Regions from separate parts of the Homo sapiens genome. Here region 2 is linked to region 1. The links are chromatin contacts, found by Hi-C or POLR2A ChIA-PET in ENCODE. All regions are on one chromosome and are shown on one strand. Each heading gives the region's core, a stretch centred on a gene start or an enhancer-like site at or near the end of the contact. The rest is flanking DNA. Distances are from core to core; before and after follow the strand shown. Region 1 holds the start of LINC02552 (long intergenic non-protein coding RNA 2552). Region 2 has its middle 160 kb from the start of LINC02552.

Evidence for each region. Hi-C counts contacts between places; a loop is a spot of excess contacts on that map. ChIA-PET counts read pairs that join two places held with the same protein, here RNA polymerase II (POLR2A). Pooled maps may share reads with other maps.
Region 2: a loop to region 1 is called in a map of endothelial cell of umbilical vein, with 2.2 times the contacts of the local background. The contact joins the enhancer-like site here to the promoter of LINC02552 in region 1. A Hi-C loop is called at or near these places in 3 of 168 maps with a recorded cell type or tissue (PC-3, endothelial cell of umbilical vein and naive thymus-derived CD4-positive, alpha-beta T cell) and 4 of 50 pooled maps. POLR2A ChIA-PET finds 5 or more read pairs at or near these places in 2 of 52 experiments (activated T-cell and naive thymus-derived CD4-positive, alpha-beta T cell).

Annotation. Positions count from the first base shown.
Region 1 is chr11:104,606,074-104,613,865 of GRCh38, reverse strand. It overlaps LINC02552 (long intergenic non-protein coding RNA 2552), which reads left to right and starts at 4,564. Exons shown (of 4, transcript NR_120585.1): 1 at 4,564-4,629.
Region 2 is chr11:104,767,853-104,775,644 of GRCh38, reverse strand. No RefSeq gene overlaps it. Among named protein-coding and RNA genes, the nearest start is that of LINC02552, 160 kb to the right of the region's middle. Within about 2 kb of position 3,729, at least 4 of the 41 ENCODE cell types and tissues checked have a DNase peak (open chromatin) inside an H3K27ac peak, as active enhancers do; they include endothelial cell of umbilical vein, where a contact is called at or near this core.

The DNA.
Region 1 (7,792 bases), core at 3,315-5,814:
ATAGATAAGATGAGCTTCCAGTTTCACATCTGATTCTTCATTCAGGTGAGTTTTTCACCTTTCTTACTGGTGTCAGAGTGAAAGCTTTTATTCATTGTGCATTTTTCCCCCTCCTTACACAGTTTCAAAAGAGTTAAAATTTTAGGAGCTATAGAAAATGTATGGGCACTTAAACAAGACAGTGCATAAGCTAAATCCAAGTTACACCAATTTCTGACATGCAGTATATGTTAATTTATTGAGCCGTAGGCTTATATCTATGTAAAGGAAAGAATAACATCTACCAAACAAGTTTAATGTAAGAACGTAATGAATAACATATGCAAAGAATATCATTGATACCTAATAAGTATTCAATACAAGCTGTTATTGTCACAGATTTACATGTATTAAATCATCTGAGTTTTTTCTACATAAAATTGTTGAGATTTTACTTGATGAATGGGTAAAGAAAGAAAAATGTTAAATTATATATTTATTTTTTAACCAAATATTAGTTGAGCATTATACCCAGTTGTGCCATATCCTAGATAAAATGAATAAACCATGTCATCTAACAGCTCAAAGCTAAGTAGGGAAGACAGAAACACAAACATAATTACAACAGACTCTGAAAAGTGTACAAATTAGTATATGCATGAAGTATACTTGTGACTGATATAAGGGGTTTCAGTTAAGTATTCACAGAAAGAATACTTGGCCAACTCTTAAAGAATGAGTAGAAGTTCTTTACATATAACTTAAATATAAAACTACCTCAACCTTAAGTACTACAGAATACATAAACGAGTGCTCTAACAGTGAACAGACTCAAAAAACTTGATATGACCTTGTTTATAAGACTAGATCACTTTATTGATGAACTTAATAGCTCCTTACATATATCCCTTTTTGCTGAACCTGCATTAGGAATATTGAAATGCATTCTCTCTCTTTGTTCAGCCTCCTTGAACTTATCCACTCTATATATGTATAGAATCAAGAAAACAGCTGGGAATTTTTCCCTGGAGTTGCTTTCTTTTCAGCATTTATTATTTTCCTTCCTTTAAATAATATCCCATCTGCTTTTGGGAAACTACTAGTTTCGCATTATTGGTTATGCAATTTTGATGGTACTGCCTAGGGTTTATTCGCACAGCTCACACTCTTGGCCACAGTGATTGGGGTCAAAGAAAGGTTCTAACACGTTGATTATTTATTGGATGAGTTCACTAATCAATGGATGTATGCAGGCTTCAGCCAATAGGCACATTATATTTTCCTGGCCATCAGGATTGCTACAGATATTGACCAGTAATTTAGTCCAGCCCCAGAGGTGTGATCCTTAGAACAATTGTTAGGCCTGTGAGACAACAGCCTCCCTGAAGTGGGTGGTAGAAGAATGTAAAGGTTGCTGCTTGCTGCTGCTCTTGTACATCCGTTGAGAGGCACTATTCAAAGGGCTGAGCTAGCCCAGAGGGCAAGGGGCAGTGTAAAGAGAAATTCTAATCATTAGAATTTTAGTTTCTAATTAAACTGAACTACTTGTTTACATTATAGCCAATAATACCTCAGTTTTATTAATCCAATTTAAGTTGAATTGTCAATCACTTAGAGCAGAAAGATCCCTGACTGATAGATACCATCACCTTTCTGGCCAACTTGTTGCAATTCTTCATTTGCATAAGTTGGGAAACTTTTCACTTCTTAACAGTTGGGATCTTATCAGTCTACAGAGAGGCAGTCTTTTTTTTATCCATTTTCCACTTGTTTCACAAAATCAGGATGATTCAGGAACCGCCATCTATGTAACTGAGAGCACTCAAGTGTAATACTTTATGATACCTTTTGTCATCTTGTTTCTTTCCTTTATGTTATCGCTTTACTTTTCTGGTTCAGAAAGTCAATTACCATTTTCATGGGTCTTCCAATGGCCTTCTTTTCCTAAAGCACCTTATTTTTATATAGATATTTTAGCTTTTAAGAAATTGATGTATACAGTTAACACGCCGAGCACATTCTTATATTCCATGCTGTTAGGTAGCTACTAAACCGATTTACAGCCTGTCAGAGCAACTATCTCTGCAAACCACTTTACCAAAGTTTAAAATTATTTGAAAATAGTAAATTAAAAATAATTACCTGGAAAGAACTATTCTAACTTACCAATGATCGGATTCACAGGATTGCCACAAATTGGGTATGAATAATATCTAAAAATATAAAATGTAATAAAATATACATAATATTATGTGTAAAACCATATTATGTATACGATAACTTCCAAATTTGTTTTTTTTTCTGAATCACAAAGTGCTTCAACGTTATCAACAAAGATCAATTACCATGTTTCCGTGAATTTGTACATGGGCTTCTTGTTTCTTAGAGATTTATGGTTGACTGCTTGATTGATACGTTTTATCTTATTTAAATTGACTATGGTGCCATCAGTTTTTTTCTCACTTAAGTTCTACACATATATATGCATAAAATGTTGGTTATTAGTTATTCCCCTTGCTTTTCCTGCGTCATTTATTTTCTTCAATAAGCGGCTTCAGGGAAAAAAATAAAACACTGGCTAAGGATTAAAAACAGTTACTGTTCTCATCCAAGTTACAAATTAGTGTTTATAATTAAACTCCAAACTTAACAATTTCTTTGTTTTGAATCCATCCTGTTGAGTGGTTACAGAATTGTCTATTTCTTCTAACCTAATGCTAATAATGTGCTGGCTTCTACATCTTTATAATTGTTCATTAGCTTCAAGCAGTATGCTTTGACTTCTATGTCCTTGAAACTATGAAATTATGTTTCTATAATTCAGTTTTTCTTAATGTTTCTACTTTACATAGAATGTATTATGAAACTGAGATCTGAGGCATTTTTAGAAATTCTGAACGGGGGATATCAGTTTAGTCAGAACAGTGTCAAATGTGGAACCCAAACAACATAATTGGTACTTTGAGGTTGAGGTTGATGTGACATTCTCTTGAACATATTTTAATACTAATGCATATTTAAATTAAGATTTTAACCTCCTGACGTTCAAACCAACAAGCCAATCACTATCCAACTAGAGAGACATGTCTTACAAATAAGATGACACGACAAAAATCACTTGTCTTGAATCTATGTTTATTGCACAAGAGATTTGAAAAAAGACTAGTTGTTTATTAATATTTTGACAGTGAATTTTTATATTAAAATAGCTTTTCCAATGGATTATACACCCAGAAACCATCCCAAATATATTTGTCTATATCCTGAAAGGCTGCTACCTAAAAATGATGGTATGGCATGTGTTCAAACATGACATCCATTTCATTTTACAATTTTATCTTTTTATATAGCAGGTAGATTTCTGGCTATCCTACACAATATAATTTTTTGTTTCCAAGAAGACCAGATGAGGTAGGCATCTGTATTAGAAATACGCTAGACCTCCCTATCAGAATCTACCTGTCCAGAAATAGTATTATTTATTGTATCCCTTTTTGATCCTTGTTACCAGCCTCAAAGTAGCAAGGCTTCTTCAAAGAAGCTTAGCTTTGATCGTGACCAGAGCCAGGTTGACAGGTGAGATGTTAAAGTTTGTTTTGCCCCAACATGATCTTGTCATGACCCATTTTGGTGCCATGCAGCTGAAGGTATGTTTTGGTTGAGGATTCTAACTATTCTAACTTCCAGTGAATTCATGCACAGCTGGATCTTGTTGGGAAAAAGAATCATCTTTCAACCCTTCAATGGTATTTCCTACTTACCATTTCATTTAACATTTATCAGAGTGCCACCTTTGTAGTAAAATGCTGAAGTGAAAATTCTTATGTTTAATAGCAGGGAAAAGTGAAAATGATTGTATCTGATTGAATCTGTACTTGCAGTGAACAGTTTAAATTTAAATTGGGAAGGTGCCAGAGGCCTATTGGCTTCCTTCCGTAATTGTCAAGTTCCATGGAATGGAGGAAGTTATTTTAATTCCAAGTAACAAGAATAATTTTGCATCCTGAGATCCAGTGCTGCTACTTAAAACCAAAATACACCAACATTTTATGGCACAGAAATACAGAAGATCCTTCTTGCCAAATGCCTCTGTGTTTATTTACTTCAAGTCCCAGAAGAACAACCCAGATCAATTTTGCCACTGACATTATAAATAGCATAGCAAATTCATAAGGAGTCTTTTCTTCAAAGAACGGAAACTAATCTGAAGTCTGATTAAACTCACAGGGTCCTTGTGAGGGAGATGGGAAGAGGCAGAGTATTTTGTCTAATTTCAAGTTCAAGAAAGCAAAGAACACAAAAGTTAAGTGGCTGGTGTCCATTTACTCAAGTAAATGTATTCAGGAGTTGAGCCAGAAATAAAGATCAAGTCTTCTGGCCCATGCACTAGGCCCCATGCTGCCTCACAGCTTTCAAAACCTTCATTTTCTTGGGAAATGCTAAAAAGCTTTCCCCTACCATACATACTAGATTCAGACACACTGCCATCTACTGACCCACCAAAGGATGTGCCAGCACAAGACATCCTGACCTTCAAGGGAGGGAGGAACACCTTGAGAGGAGTTGAGATCCTGCTTTCTCTTCAGAATGCCATCTCTAGGATGCCAATGGGCTGTGTCTACAGTACTATGTAGGAAAGTGCTGCAAGAGGTAAGTGAATTTAGAATATTTCCTCCCCGATGAAGGGATTAGTATTCTGGCACTATTAATATTTATATAACGATGTCACAATGCACCATGTTGTCTATATGTGGGATATCCTTGAAATAACCCCTTCCTCTCGTACTCTTATTTTGACATATTCGTCTAGGGATTTGAATAGTATAAGACAGCCTTTCTTTTTCACATAAAACAGTTTGAGGAATGCCATACGATTTTTGTGTTGTCTATTTTGTCTTTCACTGGTGTCCTATAAGATGTGCTAGTTATCCTACATGATGCCAAGAAAGGCATAATAGAAACCAAGCTAAATAGCCACAGTCCTGTGCTTGTAGAAAATATCATAAAATGTCCTAAAAGAGCTCTAACAATAGGAGAACTAGGCTCCTAACTATAATTTCAGCAATATTCTTTTTCGTTCAGAGCCAAGGTATTTTTTTCCCAGAAAAAATATCAGTGTCTTTCTTGCCACATCAACCCTTTAGAGGTTGCCTACATTCTTCCTAGAATAAAAGTAACATTTTAAAGACTTCATCAAGCGATGATGAATACAATTACTGTTTTTATTCCATTTTTACAGCCAAAAATTAAAGTTATGATGTTTGTCTATTGCTTGTGATTGTACTTAGTCCATTGCCTCTAAGAAAGAAGTTGAATTTAAGTATGTGGACCATATATTTCTTTTTTGATGAGTGTAAATGGATAAAATTAATATCTTAATATATAATCAGTGTCTATAAAAGAATCCACGTAGTAGCAGAGAAGCATTTGTGCCATGCTGGTTACTTGTCTTCATTTGCTTTGAGATCTCAAGAAAAGTTTATTTCCCAGGATGGTGGTTCACAGGCATTGTGGTTGAGGACTATACATAGAAAACTAATTGTGAAAATAGAACTTATTCCTATTCTTTCAGGATATGAAATCTTATGTTCATGACAATTTAATTGTTTTTATAAAATAATTGGTTTGGCATTACAGTTAGTAAAGCAGAACTTATCCTTTGAAGTTTACAGCTTGGAACTCAATCTGAAGAAGACCACTGATTTAATTTGGAATAAATGTCTATATGTGTCCAACCAAATCTTTACAGAAATATCTTAAGTCTTCTTAGGCAGAAATAAGAAACTGTTGTTTCCAAATTTTTTAAATGTCAAGAGGGTCTCTAAAATTATGACAGAGATGAGGGATACAAGGAGAGATACATAAAGAATGGAAACATCTGGGAGTTTTACTGACTCAGTGAAACTAGGGCATTGTGAAAACCTAATTGAAAAATCTACAGAGAGAAAAGTCCAGTTCACAAATCTGGCCCTCACATGTTCAGTCCTTAGTAAAGGCTTATTAGATATTGCAAGATGAGAGTGAGGTCCAGGAATGGTTAAATGAAAAATGAGAAAATAAAAGGTTATGAGGAGAGCAGGAAGGAATAATAATAGGAGGGTGCCAAGGCATTTGAACATCTTTGTTATGAGCTTGGACAAGATGCTAGACATTTAGAAAGCTTACCTGAGTTAAACTGAACTACCAAACTTATTGAGAAGCAGTAACAAGAACAAAATGTTCTTTAGCCTTGTTCTATTTAAAGCAGATGCATGCATATTAATCTTTTACAACATGATATTTATATTTGATTCTTCTTGTAAAACCATCACAAGACATCAACTCGTCAGAATACATAGATTTTTTAAATGTTTGCAGAAACTATCTTCCTGACACTGGAATGGTGAATTAATTCAAGTGTTATCCATATGTTTCCTCTGTTATTCTTTCTTTTAATTTTTCTGTCATTATATTTTTGATGATTTAAGACAGAGATACAACATCACATTTTCTTAAATAAAGAATATAAAAATAATTTCACACAGAATTAAAGGTATTTGTACAAATTAGTATGGTTTGTTTTAGATAAAAGATTAAGTAATCAGTTAAATCTCCTAGACCTAGGTGAGCCATAAGAAACACAGGCAGCGTCTGGCATTCTTGTAGAGTTGAGGAGACAGCTGAGAGTTCCCAGACAAAAGCAGCTAGGGTTCACAGAGCATGAGCGAGGGGAGAGCTGCATGGGGAGAAAACTCTGGCAATTTCTATCAGGTCTTTCTCAAGTGTTTCAGGAGAGAACTCATCTGCACACGTGTGGGTGAAATCTACTCGAAACTGAAGAATGAACCTCTGGAAGGACTAAGGGGAACAATTCTTGGAGCTCAGGTTAGGCCAAGAATATTTTATTTTTCTTCACCATCCAGAAGGGTCAGTTCATCAAGAGGATATAGCATTGTGAAGTATTTATGCAAGTAGTAACAGAGCTTCAAAATACATGAAACGAAAATAGATAAAGCTGCAAGGAGACACATATTCAAAAAATAGTTTAAGGTTTCAATATCCCACTCTCAATAATTGATAGAAAAAGTTATGCTAATTCTATACAAACTCTTCCAAAAATTGAAAAGTATGGAATACTTTCCTAATCAGTTAATGATGCTAGCATTACTCTGACACTAAAACAAACAAACAAAAAAAGCATTTTAAGAAAAGAAAACCGGCTGGACACGGTGGCTCACGCCTATAATCCCAGCACTTTGGGAGGCCGAGGCAGGTGGATCACAAGGTCAGGAGATCAAGAATATCTTGGCCAGCATGGTGAAATCCCATCTCTACTAAAAATACAAAAATTAGCCAGGTATGGTGGCACGCGCTTTTAATCCCTGCTACTCCGGAGGCTGAGGCAGAAGAATCACTTGAACCCAGGAGGCGGAGATTGAAGTGAGCTGAGATCGCACTATTGCACTCCAGCCTGGGTAACAAGAGTGAAATTCGTCTCAAAAATAAATAAAATAAAATAAAATCAGAGACCGATATTTTGCATGAACATAAGATATAATAATTCTTAACTAAATGTAAAAAAAAAAACAGAATCCAACAATATGGAAAAAGCATAACGCATCATTACCAAATATGTATTATCCCATAAAATGCAAAAGTGGTTTAACATTTGAAATTTATCAATATAATTTACCATGTTAACAGATTAAAAAGAAAAAATATACAGTAATCTAAATAGATGCAGAAAAAAACTAAGACAATCGGATTTAACATCTATTTCTGATAAAAACTCTCAGCACATTAGAAAAAGACAGGAACTTATAAAAACCTACAT
Region 2 (7,792 bases), core at 2,480-4,979, 160 kb before region 1:
TTTTATTTAATGTTTGTCTCTTTCAAGTAGCAGCACTTTTTCATTAAATCTAATGCAATAATTTAATCTTTTTCTTGGAGAGTTTAGTCCATTTATAGTTAATATAATTACTGATATGGGTGGTTTTAATCTACCACTATATAACTTTTTGTATTTGGTCCATCTGTATGCTGTTCTATCTTCTTTGACTGCTGCTTTCTTTTGAATAGATTGGATAATTTTATCATTCATTCTTATCAAGTTCTACAAGTAACTTGTTAGAAATCCATATTTTAACTACTCTTTAATTGTTACACTAGAGACTATAATATTCATCTTTAACCCATTACACTCTAATTCTGATACTAGTGCAATAATCTAAACTTTATACTGCATTTATCACCTTTTACCTATGTTGTTTGGTAATCATCCTTCATTTTAATCATCCATACAATTTAAAGTTAACTAAATTTTAAAATTTTTAGTTATATTTTAATTATTTGGGTAAATTTTCTCCTGCCTGATGAAATCTTCCCTTTTATCTTTTTCTTATAGTGGAAGTCTGCTGAGATAAACTTTCTCAGCCTTTGTCTGAAAAATCTTTATTTTACCTTATTTTTAAAGAATATATTCACTAAGTATAACAATACTTTTCTAGTAGTTGTTTTCCTTCAGCTCTGTTAAGATCCCATTCGTTTGCCTTCTTGCTTTGAGAGTTTTTATGGAGAAGTCATATGTCACTCTCACTCTTGCCCTTTCAATGTACTGTGTTTTTGCTTTCCCTCAGGCTGATTTTGGTCTTTTTTCTTTGTCTTTGTTTTTCAGCAGTATTACTATGATGTGACTTGGTGTAGATTCACTTGTATTTATTTTGTTGGCAATTTGTTTCACTTCTCAAATATATATGTTAATCATTAATTTTTCTTTTCTTTTTTTTTTTTTTTTTTTTTCTGAGACAGAGTCTCCTCTGTCGCCCTGGCTGAAGTGCAATAGTAGGATCTCTGCTCACTGCAACCTCTGCCCCCCAGGTTGAAGTTATTAAGTTATTCTCCTACCTCAGCCTCCTGAGTAGCTGGGATTACAGATGCCCGCCACCATGCTCAGCTAATATTTTGTACTTTTAGTAGAGATGGGGTTTCACCATATTGGCCAGGCTTGTCTTGAACTCCTGACTTCAGGTGATCCACTTGCCTCGGCTTCCCAAAGTGTTGGGATTACAGGCGTGAGCCCCTGCACCCGGGCCTACAAAATTTTTGTGTTATGTCTCTTCAAATATTAATTTTGATCCATTGGCTTATTTTTTTTTTCTTTCTGGGACTGCAACAGTGCATAGATTAAACATTGTAAGCATGTTCTATTTGTGTCTTACACTCTATTCTGTTTCATCCATCTCTTAACATTCTCTGATTTGTTTGGGACATTTTATATTGAGCCATCTTCTAATTCACTTGTGTGTGTGTGTGTGTGTGTGTGTGTGTGTGTGTGTGTATGTATGTGTGTGTGTGCAGAAAAATGTATTCATATATATTGGCATCTTGAATGAGTGATTTCACTGATTATTACTTAAGGAAAGTAAGGCTGAGGCCGGGTGCGATGGCTCATGCTGGTAATCCCAGAACTTTGGGAGGCCGAGGCAGGTCTCCAGACCTGAGGTCTGGAGTTCAAGACCAGCCTGACCAATATGGTGACATTCTGTCTCTACTAAAAATACAAAAATTAGCCAGGTGTGGTGGCGGGCACCAGTAATGCCAGCTACTTGGGAGGCTGAGGCAGGGGAATCACTTGAACCCGGGAGGCAGAGGTTGCAGTGAGCCATGATTGTGCCATTGCACTCCAGCCTTTGTGACAGAGCAAGACTCTGTCTAAAAAAAAAAGAAAAAAAAAAAAGAAAGAAAGAAAGAAAAATAAGGCTGAAAAAAATGACAGGGTATTATATATTTATGGTTAGGTTTCTAAATAGTTTCATTTGGGGTTTAAAATTCTGTCAGTTGTAAGTGATAATTTTGATGGTATAAACCATATTAATGCAGATTCTTTATAGATTATTTATATACCACCAAAAATAAAGAATGTTGAAAGTATAATAAAATAATATGGTCTTCAGAAGATAAAAGGAAAATTATATTGAAAGCATGTTCTTTGGCAACAGAGATACTTATTTTAGGCTCACAATATTTAATTACCAGCAACTTGAATGTGATCTATTGCTAACATTTTATTCTGCAGATTCAGCTTTTTATTTACTTATTTGCATGATTTGTGTCATTTCTCTAGCCTATTAATAGTGTGTTTAATACTTAAAGAAAAGTCATTATCAGTTTATGTAATTCTCATTAACCTCCCATATGAGACAAATGAAAAAATAACAGATATTTAAAAGTGCATACAAAGAGAAGTTTAGAGGGAGAGATAATACTGAGTGGGCGTGATTGAATTAGGACGCGTTCTACTGATTTCTAGAAGCAGCAGCTCATATTAGTCATCTGTCCCTGCTTTAGTCATAATCCAGCTGCAAGTCATACGCCAGTCAGATGGATAACCTAAGCTGGCAGGAATGTGGAAAGCCATACCCTTTTCTCATATTAGTTTCACAAGATGCAGTTTTAAGGATTTGCAGGAATATTAGGCTGTGTGAGAAGGCCATTAATCTGTCATCTCTATACATCTCTGAGCATCTCAAGATCTTTTTCAATTAAAATCAGATGACTTTGTAAACAAAGTTACTACAGTTGTGTGAAAGCCTGGAAGTCATTGAATAATGAGCACTTCCTCTTCGCTTTGCAAGATGCTTTTGATCAGCCGGATGCTAACCCCAGCACTTCATACTTATGCTCATGAACAGAGTATTGTTCATATTTTCAAGTGTGCTCCATAATCAGATGTGTTGTTTTTCTCCCAGTAATAATTCTTTCCTACTCGTTCACCATATAAATTGAAATGCACATGCTCTTTGGTTTAAACAGTCTTTTAATCTCCACGAAGCATTCTTTGTTAGTTTTGTTTTTCTCCATCTCCCTATGTAAGCAAAGTAATTGTGTTGCTTGTGAGAAAGCAACTATTATTTTATCTAAGATATAAATATATCACTCAGCAGTAGGCCCATGGCTTCTGCATAGCAGAATAGGCAGTGCAAATAGAATAGTCAGTGTTCTTGCTAGAGTATATTTTTCCGCGATGTAGCTCAGCCTAAGAGAAACAGACATAATTAAATATTTGAATGTAATAGCATTGTCCCTGAACACAAAAGAGTAAGCAGAGAAAGTTTTTTTTGTTATAAATGCCATGCCAATAATATCCAAGCATATGGTAATAAATCGTTGAACACTATTGTAAATGTTATGTTAGTAGTCACGTTGTTACCTAGGATAATTTCCCGTGGATTCAAAGTCTCTGTTATGTTAAAATGAAAAATGATTATGGTCATTAGGATAACATTTTTGGTATTCATTCAGCTTTATTCGAGTGGCCAACTCTGCCCCTTTCTCTCCTTAGTAGTTTCCTCTCCAGGAATGGAACATTGAAGAGAGGAAAGAATCATAGACTTTGTTTGTATCCTGCCAACCCTCAACAGAACAGACTGCAATAGGGGAGGAATGGACGTAACCACTAACAGTAAATAACTCTTCTCCAGGAAGCATTTCCAAAGAAGTCCATCACACCTTTGTTCTTGGCAAACATCCTCACTTTTCTGGTTTGCTTTGAAAAGCAACAGGCAGCATGTACACAACAAACGTCACCCAGGAAATAGGCAAGCAGTAAGTGTCATGGATTCCTCTATTTGCTCAGTTCTTACAGAAAATCTTATACATGGACTAGCAAACTGCACAAGGACATTATTTGTCTTGCCCAAACCCTGCAGTTGGTGTTGTCTTTCTTCTCCTGGTGCAGGCCGATGTCCTAGTCCACCCATACAGCTTTTTCTCCTCCATGAGTCCTGTTCTGTTTCTACTAGTACTTCCTGAGCCATATTGTGTCCCTTACTACTGGTGAGCTCTAGCTAAATTATGGATCCCATGACAACAACATGGGCTAACTACAGCCTTTTTACATATTTAAAGACAGAGTCTAAGGAAGAACAAAAACAACTTTTTACAATGAGATTCATAACTAAAGATGCATTTCAATGACTTCTCCTGCCTCTACCACCACAAATACGGCAGATTTAGTGCCTTAGTTACATCATAATTGCTCAGGAAAAAGCAGACTGACATTTCAACTGCTTGTTAGCTACAACTATAGAGACTTGAACTTTGTTTTTCTATATAAAGGGCTACATTCACTATCTGTTTTAATTCTCAATTTAATTTGAGCTGGAATCACATATGATGTCAAATAAAGAAGGTCAGGTGTGGTGGCTCACGCCTATAATCCCAGCACTTTGGGAGTCTGAGGTGGGTGAATCACCTGAGATCAGGTGTTCGAGACAAGCCTGGGCAACATGGTGAAACCCTGTCTCTACTAAAAGTACAAAAATTAGATGGGTGTGGTGGCTCATGCCTGCAGTCCCAGCTACTCAGAAGGCTAAGACAGGAGAATTGCTCAAACCTGGAAGGTGGAGGTTGCAGTGAGCCAAGATCGTGCCACTGTACTCCAGCCTGGGCAACAGAGCAAGACTCTGTCTCACAAAAAAAAAAAAAAAAAAAAAAAAGCAAAAATGATCCAGGAAGAGCAACAAAGAATTTGATTTATAGTCCTGGGTTTAATTTCCCAGTAAAATAGTACAAGCTATTTTATGATGGCATACTTGGAAAGCCATGAACCTAGACACAGGTACACTGTATAAACTCAGTGTGACCTTGCCAAAAGACGCCAAAATGGAAAGTAAAGAGGTTCGGACTAGTGAACCTCACTTGTACAAGAGATGAGAATAGCCAAATACATAGGATCTAACAAATAAACTAGAATTAGAGAATCTTGTTTGAAAAGAAAATAAATCTTGGGGCCCCAAAATCACTAAGCTAAAGGGAAAATCAAGCTAGGAACTGTTTAGGGCAAACCTGCCTCATATTCTATACAAAGTCGCCCCTCTGCTCACTGAGATAAATGCATATCTGATTGCCTTCTTTGGAGAGGCTAATCAGAAACTCAAAATAATGCAACCATTTGTCTCTTTTCTACCGATGACCTGGAAGCCCCCTCCCCACTTCAAGTTGTCCCTCCTTTGCTTCAAGATGGAACCAATGTTCATATTACATATGTTGATTGATGTCTCATGTCTCCCGAAAATGTATAAAATCAAACTGTGCTCTGACCACCTAGGGGAAATGTCGTCAGGACCTTCTGAGGCTGTGTCATGTGTGCATGTCCTCACTTTGTCAAAATAAACTTTCTAAATTAACTGAGACCTCCCTCAGATATTTGGGGTTCACACCAGCTTTTCTTTGTTCTGACTTTTAACTGTATTGTTTTTGGGCAGGGCAATTTATACATTTCCTATGGGGTCTCCATACTACTGTATTTCTTGTAGTATGGTTAAAGGTACTTGAAATAACTTCAACATGGAAAATGGAATCTTGACACCTATGAGTAAAATAAATGCAGGCACCTTTTGTCTGTGAGTTTCAATGAGCAGATGAGAAGGGATTCTCTAGCCCATGGAGAATAAGGGTTAGAGTATCAGCCTATGAGAGTCAAGTGGGGAGTCAAGAACTTTGTGTTTCCAGGTGGCCAGCAACACTTCCCCTTTCTCCTCTTCTCCAAAGGAGTTTTGGGTTAGTCTTACCTGGTTAGGAGAGGGATAGCAATTTTGTCAAGCAGTTCTGATAGCTGTAATAGCAAAAGGACAGAATACGGTGATTACCTATTACCTCAGGTTGCCCTGGAGAGGAGATTCAAGGACTGTCTCTTTTATGAATCATATTTGAGTAGCTCTGGGTATTATTGAGAATGGCCTTGCATTAACTACTCAAGGGACTTATGTATAAGTAACAACCAACCACTTTAATGATAGCATCTTGAACAGGTGACACTCTTACATTTTAAATACGTTTTGCACTTAATCTAAACTGATTATAAAATCACATCATTATGTTTATATATTTAGGCTACAGATTTCAGCTCATTTCAGAAATAATCGGGTTAAAAAGAGAGAACTTTTGATAGAAGTGAAAAAGGACATTTTGGGGTGTGGTTCTCATGCACCTAAAGGCGATTTTGGGGAGATCATCCTACCAAAATGGAAATTTGGAAAAGGAAAGAAGAAAGCTCACATATTAATATTTTGAAACATTAGTATTGTACAGATTTCCAAGGGCAGAGAATATGATTTGTCTGCATACCTCTAGATGGAAAGTTCAATACTCAATAGAAGTAATTAAATAACTGGAATCACAAATAAAGGAAGACGACACTCACGCCATGGAAGGAGATTTTCCTTTCTTTCTTGGCCTTCCTACTTTAACTTCTGCCTTCCCTTTGTACAACGGAAAATCTCTCATCCCGTACCCTTCCATCCTACCCCAGACCTAAATGTGCCTTACCTTTTGAGAAGATCTGTCAGAGGTGTTCTATTCAAGAACAACTCCATCTTGAATAGAAGCTGGGCAACATAATGCTGAGACCTACTGGGTTGCATTCCCAGATGGTTAAGGCATTCTAAGTCACAGGATGAGATAGGAGGTTGGCACAAGATACAGGTCATAAAGACCTTGCTGATAAAACATTGCGGTAAAGAAGCTGGCTAAAACCCCCAAAACCAAGGTGACCATGAGAGTGACCTCTGGCTGTCCTCACTGCTACATTCCCATCAGTGCCATGATAGTTTACAAATGCCATGGCAAGGTCAGGAAGTTATGCTAGATGGTCTAAAAGGGGAGGTATGACTAACCCACCCCTTGTTTAACATATCATCAAGAAATAACCATAAAAATGCGCAACCAGCAGTTCTTGGGGCTGCTCTGTCTATAGAATAGCCATTCTTTTATTTATTTACTTTCCTAATAAACTTGCTGTCACTTTATGGACTCATCTTGAATTCTTTCTTGTGCGAGATCCAGGAACCCTCTCTTGGGGTCTGGATTGGAACCTCTTTCCCATAACAGTTCCAGAACCTGCAAGGTAAGGATGAGGTCGCATAAAAGCTTCGGAAGTTGGAAGTTGGAGAAATTTGGCTTTGAATCTTGTTTTAAAGATAGGGGCTCGCAAATAGAAAACTAAGTCAGAAAGGAGGCAAATGCAAGATCATTCACAGGAGAACTTCCTATGTGAAATCAAAAGACAACAAATGATGTTGGGTAGGAGCAAGAATCCAAGTGACCAGAGGGACAAAATGTGACTTGGGGTGGTTGTGAGAAAAAAAAATCTGTTCAACAAGAATATAGACTCAGAGAGAGAGGGGGATACACTTTCTTCTGTGAAGATGAAATGTGTAAGCAGAGGGTAGAGGCTAATGGGAAAAGACATCTTCCTGGGATGCTTGTCTCTGTACTCTTCAAGGGTTATCTTGCTCTGGGCATTTATAATGGCTTTTCTCCATTTTCTCCAGTGAAGTCCAGTTTTCTAATCAACTCTCATGTCAATCCTATATCTTTTTCATCTGCCTTAAGGATTCCTTGCATGTGCGAGCAGGAAAGTCTTTGAGATTCTTTAACACAGTCAACTAACAAATGGGAAAACTAAGGATCTGGTCAAATAAGTGACTTATTGTCACTAGAAACAGTTGTGGCAAACATTTTTAACAAATCCAAATTTTCTTAGTCTTATTCCAGTTTTCTTTTTAGCGTGCCAGGCTGCTTCCAGTTATTTCATTTCTCCTCCTTCTGAGAACTCTGTGTGTGTGCACATGTGCATTTGTATATGTTGGTCTCTTATGTAT